Regions from separate parts of the Homo sapiens genome. Here all the other regions are linked to region 2. Evidence: chromatin contacts called from ENCODE Hi-C or POLR2A ChIA-PET data. All regions are on one chromosome and are shown on one strand. The core of a region is the stretch at or near the end of the contact, and the rest is flanking DNA. Distances in the headings are between cores, read along the strand shown.

What was found. A loop is a pair of places that touch in the nucleus more often than their neighbours do. ChIA-PET counts read pairs that join two places held with the same protein, here RNA polymerase II (POLR2A). Pooled maps may share reads with other maps.
Region 1: a loop to region 2 is called in a map of naive thymus-derived CD4-positive, alpha-beta T cell, with 8 times the contacts of the local background. The contact joins two enhancer-like sites. A Hi-C loop is called at or near these places in 1 of 168 maps with a recorded cell type or tissue (naive thymus-derived CD4-positive, alpha-beta T cell) and 6 of 50 pooled maps. POLR2A ChIA-PET finds 5 or more read pairs at or near these places in 3 of 52 experiments (Panc1, activated B cell and activated T-cell).
Region 3: a loop to region 2 is called in a map of naive thymus-derived CD4-positive, alpha-beta T cell, with 9 times the contacts of the local background. The contact joins two enhancer-like sites. A Hi-C loop is called at or near these places in 2 of 168 maps with a recorded cell type or tissue (both naive thymus-derived CD4-positive, alpha-beta T cell) and 7 of 50 pooled maps. POLR2A ChIA-PET finds 5 or more read pairs at or near these places in 2 of 52 experiments (activated B cell and naive thymus-derived CD4-positive, alpha-beta T cell).

Annotation. Positions count from the first base shown.
Region 1 is chr11:128,774,327-128,777,782 of GRCh38, forward strand. All of the region lies in intron 4 of FLI1 (Fli-1 proto-oncogene, ETS transcription factor), which reads left to right. Among named protein-coding and RNA genes, the nearest start is that of SENCR, 80 kb to the left of the region's middle. RefSeq lists an enhancer at 2,402-3,007. Within about 2 kb of position 1,930, at least 6 of the 41 ENCODE cell types and tissues checked have a DNase peak (open chromatin) inside an H3K27ac peak, as active enhancers do.
Region 2 is chr11:128,193,928-128,196,989 of GRCh38, forward strand. No RefSeq gene overlaps it. Among named protein-coding and RNA genes, the nearest start is that of LINC02098, 13 kb to the right of the region's middle. Within about 2 kb of position 1,329, at least 4 of the 41 ENCODE cell types and tissues checked have a DNase peak (open chromatin) inside an H3K27ac peak, as active enhancers do.
Region 3 is chr11:128,755,985-128,759,260 of GRCh38, forward strand. FLI1 (Fli-1 proto-oncogene, ETS transcription factor) reads left to right here. Exons shown (of 9, transcript NM_002017.5): 2 at 2,131-2,342. Among named protein-coding and RNA genes, the nearest start is that of SENCR, 62 kb to the left of the region's middle. RefSeq lists enhancers at 1,441-1,700, 1,757-2,257, 2,258-2,758. Within about 2 kb of position 1,912, at least 8 of the 41 ENCODE cell types and tissues checked have a DNase peak (open chromatin) inside an H3K27ac peak, as active enhancers do.

The DNA.
Region 1 (3,456 bases), core at 680-3,179, 580 kb after region 2:
ATGTCTGAGTCTTGCTGCAACATGAGGTCAGCCCAAGAAACAATTTCAAAAAAGGGGACAATTTTCCACCCAGTTTTTCAGAGCTTTGGATAATTAGCACTTTCTAATTCATATTTTCAGCTTTTAACTGTTTGTGGAATTTTAAAAAATAAGGATCTTTGAACAGAGTCCTGCAGTGATCTAGGCAGGCCAGGGTGGGTGTGTGGAGGTTAGCATGAGAAGGAGAGACCAGCAAAGCAACCTGATTCCAGCAGGAGTTTGCAGGAACCCTAAGCCCTTTCCTTCATTTGCCAGGAGTAGAGAGGACAACAGTAGCATAGACAGCATGCTCTGAACTGTTAGTTAAAGGGCCCAGTGCTTCGAGACTCTTCGGCGGATGCCCTTGTTGGGAGAATGTTCAAGGCATTCTCTCCATGTGGGGAAAGCCCATTCATGCCATATGACCCCGGGGCCCTAACCAGTCCATAAACAGCCCAAGGTCCCCTAGTACTTCCTGCCACCGAACAATGGGAACACAGATGCTGAAGTGAGACAAATGCCTGAGAAGGTGGTCACTGGTCGCCAGTAGAGAGACCTTCTATTGGAGAAGAGCAGATAACAAGGTTGAAGTGGAGGTGCAGAGGATGGCATTTTGGGGGGTATAGCATGGCAAGAAAAAGCAAATTGCTTCTTTCTTTTTAAGAATATTTATAGACAGAAAGTGCCCCCAAATCAATAAAAATATTAGGTTTCCCAAAAGGGACTTATTAGTGGAGCATATTTCCAGAGTGGAGAGGAGGTGGAATCCAGCTTGTATACTGAAGACATTTGAAAATGCAGGGCAGATATCCAGAGTGGAGGATGGTGGCGAACAGTAGTACATCCACAAGATGGGAAGTAGTTGTTCTGCCATTGAAATGATTATTGGGAAACACCATGAGAAGTGCTTAGGATACAATGTTGGGTGGAAAAGCTCATTATAAAGTGGTCTGTGCACTGATAGAAAAACCATGTCTGCCTGCGAAAGCAAAAAATTAAAATAATCGTGTTAAATTAAAAAAAAAAAAAACTTGCCCCAACATGGTATTGAAATATCCTTTTGAGGAACCTAGACTTAAAATGATCCACTGTCAGGCAAAAGGCTTTTAGATTCATGCTGCTTTTTAATTGGTGTCTACCTTGGGGTTCCAGCCTTGGGGACCCTCTAGTGTGAGGTGGTGGCTGGCTGCTAAGCGCCTGCAGGAGGCCATGGGCTGGCGATCGTGTCTGCTCTGTTTCTGCTCTGGATTGCTGGGAACTCCCCCGTGACAACCAGCACTTTAAACGCTTTTAAAGCCTTCAAACACTTTATTGTTTTTCCAGACTGACTTCCAGTGGATGTTCTGTGCTTAGGAGGAAGGCCAGTGCTTGTGGAGAGTTTGAGGCGATGAGTCAAGGCAAGGGGAGAGGGTGCTGATTCTTTGTGCTTTATCATCTTGTCCTTTCATTGGAGAGGAAGGTGGGGCTCAGATATTTCCACTTTAGCAAGAGATGGATGGAAAATAGCTGAGATCCTTCACTCCGGTGGAGGAAGTACTGCAGGGTGAAGGAAAGTTGATAGAGCAGAATCGGGGACCTGAGACTGTGGCTGGTTGGAAGTCAGTAGAGTCCAAGTTGGTGGCACTTCTCTGATCTAATCTTTCTGGGCTTTATAGAAAGTCTAGAAAAAGGAAAACTTCATAGGATAAGAAGCTTTGGCATCAAATTTACATTTCACAAAAGGTGCTTGACTATTTATTCTGGTGGTTTGGGAGGGGAGCTAGACTTTTACATTTTAAATGCAAATGTATTTTCCAGGGTAGAGAAGAAATAGCAGTTCCCTGTGCCCCTACAGACCCTGTCTGATGGCCAGGCATGCTAGGGAGGTGCTTGTTCTTCACACCTGGGCGTGTCAGCTGTGCCAGAGGAGCTGTGTCACACGCCACACAGGCGCCCACCCCTCCCCCCCACCACCACAGGAAATGCAAGGAGGACTGTGATGGCTGGGGTGGCCACGGTTCTTGGGGGTAATTCCCATGAGTCCTGGGAAACTCCAGGGTTTACACCTGTCAATCCCAGCACTTTGGGAGGCCAAGGCGGGTGGATCACCTGAGGCCAGAAGTTGGAGACCAGCCTGGCCAACGTGGTGAAACCCCGTCTCTACTAAACATACAAAAATGAGCCAGGTGTGGTGGTGGGCGCCTGTAATCCTAGCTACTTGGGAGGCTGAGGCAGGAGAGTCGCTTGAATGCGGGAGGGGGAGGCTGCAGTGAGCTGAGATCGCACCACCGCACTCTGGCCTGGGCGATAGACCGAGGCTCTGTCTTCAGAGGAAAAAAGGTTGCCCCCTTGTGGACAACTATCTACAGTACCCATTTTGAAGCTGAACCCACTGAGGCCCAGACAGCTTCAGAAATTGGTTCAAAGGCATCCAGCCGATTGAGAGCACCTGGCATCTCAGACTAGGGCCTCTGGAGTCCCAGTCCCTGGCCTCGCGTTGCCGACGTTCCCCCGGCCCTGGAGACAGCAAGCCAGCCTGCGCCACACAGGCAAGGCAGCCTCACTCCCGGCCTTCCACGTGGGCAGCCCGGCCACTTCCCCCACAGCATTTTCTGTTGTCATTTGTACCAAGAGATAAATGCTTTCCAAAAACTTTCCTGTGGCCTCCTGGAAGGAGGCCGATTAAGCCAAACCTATCACCACGCTAACTTTGTCCTTCTCTGGGCCTGACTGTCGGCCCCACCAGTATCTCTCCCGGACACACCCCGTGTGGCAGAGGAGCCTTCGCAGCAGCTGCTGCGGGAACGAGATTTGTCCCTTCTCAGGCCAAGGCGGGGAAGGACCTCGAAGAAACGGAGGGCGCCGGGCTGGCAGTTCAGGCTCAGGGCCGCTGGGGGGAGTTTGCGCAAGGCTGGGAGCCCCGAGGCCCCGGGGGAGGTGGGGAGGCAGAAAGAAAAAGAGCCTTTTTTAAGTTTTACAAACAAGTTCGTTTTGTATGTCAATCTGGGTCTGACCTGGAAAAAAAAACACTAAGAAACTGCGTCTTCAAACAGTGGCTGCTCAAAAGAATGAAACTGCGCGACCGGGAGACCACGGAAAGGGTGTCTATCTTCATTCCCATTTTTAATTTAAACTTTAATGGAAAACACATTTTGCATTTTCTGGTCTTTCCACCTGCAGCCTCAGATGGTCGGGCAGAGGTTTTGAGTCTGGGCAATTAAGCTGGTGCAATCTTATCACTTCCAGGCCTGGGTTTGACTGGTGAAGGAGAACAGAATGCCAGCTGAACAAAAGGCCAGGTTTCCCTGGACCCAGTAGTCAGCCAGGATTGTTGTTTAAAGATCCCAGAGCCTTGCACCCTCCCGCTCCTGCACACTCAGCCAGAGCTGTTGATATAGCAGTGCAGCCCAGAGAAAAGAGAGACCTGGATTCAATAGGCTGGCTGTGAGGGGGCACTGG
Region 2 (3,062 bases), core at 79-2,578:
CTGACAGGCTATGGCTCTTTCATTCACACCCTAGTGTTTCTATCTATCAGAACATCGGCAGACACCTCAGTTGGTAGAAGGGTTTGAAACGAAAAAAGAAAAGTAAATGTAAAAGGCAATTTTCCTTTTATCATATCCCTGTCCCCAAGGATTCTTGATTTATGAGTAGGTTTTACAAATCTCCATAATGCACAACTTAATAACTCTTTTGTGTTCTCTTGGCAAAAGGTTGCATAAAGAGGGTTAAATGACCAGCCATCTTCCAGTCCTTGGTGGCTATAAAATCCAAGGTATAAAAATAAAGCACAATGAAATAGTGTAAATAATAGGATGACATTTAGAAAAAAAGGAACTTGGGGAATAATAACTGGAAAAAACTTCCTTATGTTTTAGATCAGTTGGATGATGAAATAGTCTCTGAGGGAAATGGTGGGAGCCTTCAAGCTTGAGATATTTTGAAATCTGGTTGTACTGAGCCCCAAAGGTCAATACTACAGGATCATTTGTTTTGTTATGTTTTGTTTGTTTTGTTTTTAAAGAGAAGGCAGCAACATAAGTTAATAGGTATTTTTCACCCTAATGCCAATTTATTGAATCAGAACTTGAGACTGTGTCCCTTACTCAAGTAACATATTCATTTTTTAACCAAATGGCAATAGTCCCAGGGGTGGTTCATGTAGCCACATATGGTGGTTATTTCTGGAAACTTTCTCCATAAGTATATTGACACAGTTCCTTTCTTCCTCCCTCCCTCCCGCTCTTCCTTCCTTTCTTTCCTTCCTTCCTCCCTTCCCTTCTCTTCTTTTCCTCTTCTTCCCTCTGTCTCTTCTCTTCTTGCCCATCTATTTTGTTCTGTTTTGTTGTTTATTTCCAGAAACATATGAAAGGTTCAACAAACATCTTTTCCCTCATCCATCATCAACTCTTAAAGCATGTCAGATCTTAGACAGAGCCCCAACTGCAAGTGACTATATCCAAGTGCTCAGAAATGTCCTATATGATAAAGAAATACACAAAAGAAGTGGGAAGGTATAATTAAATAGCTAACAGAAAGTGGCTGTAAATCAATGAATTTATCACAGTAGTCTTTGCACTCAGATATATCATCTTTAAATATCAGCGATGTCTAAACAACACTTGAAGTCAATGGTAGTGGAAATTCAATAGAGATAAGCACAAAGTCTTCCCCAGTTCATAATTTTCCAAAATATCGCTCAACATATTTCAAATCTGTTATGTAATTTCTTTACTTTCCACTTGGCTTTGCTGTACACCAATTCAAAAAGCCATCTCTTCCTGCTTCTATTATACTGCCTTGCCCTGAAATGCATTTGGACGCAACTGAACCACAACGGTTCCCGCAGTAAAGGAGTGAGCAGAGGCAAGAGTAATCTTATGTAACAGTTACATAGGAAACAGCTGGGGAAGTGAGAGATCGGTACAGCCAAGGCCAGCCACAGGAAAGAAACACCCAAGCATCAATCATCATGTTCAGAAAATGACAATATTTAATTCTACCAGGAAAAAAAAAAAAAAAACTGAGGTGGTGAGGGAGCAGAGAATGGGTGAATGTCTGTCCAGGCTGTTAGACAAACATAGACTCTGGATTTATTTTGAATTTAGATAAATAATCCCTGCATCCTCAGCAGGAATTTTGTTCTGGGAAGTTTGTACTTCTGTTTACGTGCCTGCCCTGGGTCTCAGTGTGGGAGCAGGCAAATGGTTAGTGCCTGGCTTAAAGTTTACAGTGGAAAGCACTTCATCAACAAAGTGTATACATTCATTCAGCCACCCAAAAATGCAACATATATTTCTCTGGATTTTTAATTTCCAGTATCTATCAGATAAATATATGTATATTTACATTTATATATATATATGTATATATTTAAAATAAATATATTGTATATAAAAAATATATATATATATTATTTTTTCTTGCCCTCTCCAAGTTCTTAACCACTTTAATTAACTTACTAGCTCTCCCACATGATATGAGACATGATTCACCTTCTACTGGATATGAGCCTACATGAAATTCAAATAGAGAAACGTCCTTACTGTCTAAACCTGAAACCACAGGGAGAAAGAAAATAGAAAACTTTTCACATAAGACAGGTAATTTTCTTAACAACTACAGATTAATATATTTTTTGCTGTAAATTTTATAGGACATTCTGTAGCCCAATTGCAAGAGCAAATTTTTCACAATGTATGTGTAGGTTTCTACCTTCAGTTTTAGAGAATATTTAGTGAAATCAGAGATTTGTTTTATTTATTTGAATATCTTTATTGTCTGCAGTTTTATTACTTTTGGAAAAAAAGAGGAAAAATCCAGCCTCTTCTGGTTTGCAATCTAAGCTCCATTTTTTTCAGGCTATTTTAAAGAGACTTCCATTATGAAATCCATTCTCTAACATCTGCAAGACTTGTCTTTTTCTGGAAGAAGAGTGGTTATAGTAATTGAGTAATAGGGAGTGAGATATGTCTCAGCATTCTGCACATTTTATTAATCACCAAGTGGTAAATAGTAAGCCTCTGCCCTCTATTTATAGTATAATTGGATGTATTTCATGACACTGGCTACACATCTGGTCAAACTGTAAAGCACACTTGCAGCCACCTTCTCTTTTTGAACTCCTAATGTATCACAGACTACAGAAAGATGTCTGCAGATAATAACAGAAACACAAAGTAATGAAAACCTTCATGAAGGACACTTCCATGGATTGCCAGAGCATGTGTCAATCTATGAGAAACTTTGATGGATTCAGCGACCTTCTTGAATTAAACAACACAATAAAAGGTTTTAATGGTAATGTAAATTAAAAATGCAATGTTAAGTAAGGCCTTAGGGATCTTGGTGAGCAGAACTGTTGAGATGGTGTTCGCAACGGAGTCTAATTCTTTGCACAATCATACATTCACACACATCGGTATACAAACTCCTGAGTTCCCACATGTGGATTCACAATTTGTAAAAGATTCTGTTTTTCATTAGGCTGGGAAGAAATGTGTTCCACATTTCTTTAGGATTTGAATTCTTTATAGGGAGAGGGTGG
Region 3 (3,276 bases), core at 662-3,161, 560 kb after region 2:
AGAGACAGCCCATGGAGCAGGTTGTAATTCTACAGGCATATGAAGAGCATTCATTCTGAAGAAGACATTCAATTCAGGAATGTGAATTACACAAGGAAGGTAGACAAATCCCAGCTTTAACAAGTGCTGTTCACCTATCACTACATTTTCAAGTAAAGGTGGTGTATCCATTTGCTAGGGTTTCCATAACAACATACCAGGGCTGAGTGGCTTAAGCAAAAGAAATTTATTTGCTCAGAGTTCTGGAGACTGGAAGTCCAAGATCAGGGTGCCAGCAGGGTTGGTTTTCCTCAGAGGCCTCTCTCCTTGGCTTGCCAATGACTGCTGTGTCCTCACATGGCAGCCCCTCTGTGCACACACTCCCCTGGGGGCTCTCTGTGTGTCCAAATTCCCTCTTCTTATAAGAACACCAGTCATATTGGATTAGAACCCACCCTATCAGCCTCATTTCACCTTACCTCCTTAAAGGTCCTATCTCCAAATACAATCACATTCTGAGTACTGCGGGTAAGGGCTTCAGCATATGAATTTTGTGAGGACACAAGGCAGCCCCTAACAGGTGGCCTAAGAGAATCTTTGTTTGAATGCTAATAATCATGATACCTAACATGTTCTGAGTGTGACTCACTATGTGCCAGAGACTTCTAAGTACTTTGCATGTATTATCACAACTATTATCACAATTATAGATTATATAATTATTGATTATATAGATTATAGATCAATTATAGATGACTACCATCTTCTCTGAAGACTTACTTTGGTGTAATTATGTGACTGTAGTGAACACTATGCCCTGGTCCCTGACCTTGGATGCCTGTGATTCGATGAGACATGGAATAATGGGAGACTCTTACCCTCATGTTTTGATTGGTAGCAGATCTCCGGAATGTGCAAAGTTTTTTAGTTGTCGTTGTTGTTGTTGTTTCGAGACTGTCGCCCAGGCTGAATGCAATGGCACGATCACGGCTCACTGCAGCCTCTACTTCCGGGGCTCAAGTGATCCTCCCACCTCAGCCTCCCAAGTAGCTGGGCACATGCCACCATATCTAGCTAATTTTTTCTTTCTTTCTTTCTTTCTTTCTTTCTTTCTTTCTTTCTTTCTTTCTTTCTTTCTTTCTTTCTTTCTCTCTTTCTGTTTTTGTAGAAACACAGTTTTGCCACATTGCCCAGGCTAGTTTAGAACTCCTGGACTCAATAGATTCTCCCACCTCAGGCTCCCAAAATGCTGGGATTACAGGCATGAGCCACCATGCCTGGCCAAGGCTTCTTTTCTTAATCCATGATCTCCCAAAGTCACACCCAAGTCAGTGATGGGATAATATGAGTGGGAGGACCCAACAACCTCTTTTGGAGGGTCTTGCCCTGACTGGCACTTCACGTGTCTGAGGTTCCTCTTTCGTCCTTTGGCTGGCTGAGTCATCAACATTGAGATCTACAGGATGCACCAGCACCTCCTAGAGGGCCCTCAGCAAACCACTGAGCATTTCTTACAAGCTACACCCCCACACCAGATCTTCTCATTTAATCCACCTATCGACTCTGTGCTAAAACTATTTTTATCCCTGTTACAAATAAGGAAACTGAAATTGGCCTGGCCACAGCCATGGGCACCACCCTTCCCTTGTGTGACCTTGAGCAGCACACCTAGCCTCTCTGGGTGGATCTCACTGGCCTTGCCTGGAAAATAAATGCTGGATCTCATCTCCCCTTCATTGCTGATGACTCCACTCAGCTCGTAAGAGGCATTTCTGCTTATGCCTGGAAAAATCTAGCATTCACACACCACCACAATACTATATTCCATGCCAAGTCACCACTATTCTTGGCCTCCCTATCCCCACCCTCCTTTTTGGGGGTCCCAGACTACAGAACCAATAAACAAACCCACTTTCATGATTCCTCCATCCCCACTCCACTGCCCAAAGTCCCTCCTCACCCAGGTAACCTGCAAACACCCATCTGGTTTGCATAAGGGCAAACCTGCCCCCTGGAGTGTGAGTCAAACAGGAACTTCCAGACAAGCTGTCCTGGGGCAGCCCTGGGCCACCTTGCCAGCTCAAAGCAAGAGTGTCACTTGCTTGGGTGAAGAGTGACACTGGGCTTTCTGTCTCTTCTCTGGCCCTGCAGGAGGCTCTGTCGGTGGTGAGCGACGACCAGTCCCTCTTTGACTCAGCGTACGGAGCGGCAGCCCATCTCCCCAAGGCCGACATGACTGCCTCGGGGAGTCCTGACTACGGGCAGCCCCACAAGATCAACCCCCTCCCACCACAGCAGGAGTGGATCAATCAGCCAGTGAGGGTCAACGTCAAGCGGGAGTATGACCACATGAATGGATCCAGGTAAGCTCACCAGGCCTGTGCAGGATTGGGGGAAGGCACAAAGTCGCCAGATCTGCAGCAAGTGGCTTCTGGCACTTAAGGTTTTTGCAGCAGATGGGGCTCTAGAGCTGGGCCAGGAAGCCTGTGTCAGTCCCTAGAGAGCTAAGGCAGAGAGGGCCACAGACTGATGATGGGGTGGAGTAGGGCTAGGAAGCCCCCCTGCCTCTCTGGGGCCCACGAAGCCCTCAGAGGCCAGGTAGGAGTCAGGCCCCAAGCGCCTATGCAGACACTCGTGGAACACTTATTTCTTGTTAATCCCAGGCCCAGGTCCAGTCCTGTTGGGGACAGCTTAGCAATAAGCTACTCTTCCCTGTCCTGTTGAAGATACTTAACCCCTCTGGGCAGGTCTCAGCAGAGCAAAGGTGACCAAACCATTCTTTAGTAAGAGTGGAGAAGGGATGAGGAAGGTGTCTACCTTCCTGTGGGGGCTCACTGTGTCTGGGAGGGGGCAGGCACCTGGAAGGCGTGCATGAAGTGGGTACAATACTGGGTCAGTTCGGGCTTTGCTTGTAGAAATGGAGACAGGAGGGTCCAGGGAGAGAAAATCACAGGGTCATGGAAGAGGACAGTGGACAGGCGGCCTCAGTTTTGCGTCCTGCCTCTGCCCCTTGGGCAAGTCATCGAAACCCCTCAGAGCACCAGCTTTCTCCCTTCTCAAACAGGACTGGGATATTCACTTCCTTATGGTCCTTACTCTAGCGTTACTCTGATGCCTCAGGGAAAGGACCTGGGATGGTGCCTGAGACGCGTTAGGAAAGTGCTCTATAGTGACAGTGATTGTTATGAGCAAAGACTTGAAAGACAGAGAACATCAGTCTTATTCACAAAATATCAGATAATCTACTGGGCCAAAGGCACAAAGAGATGAAAATAAAAAGCAACAGAGGGCCCTGAA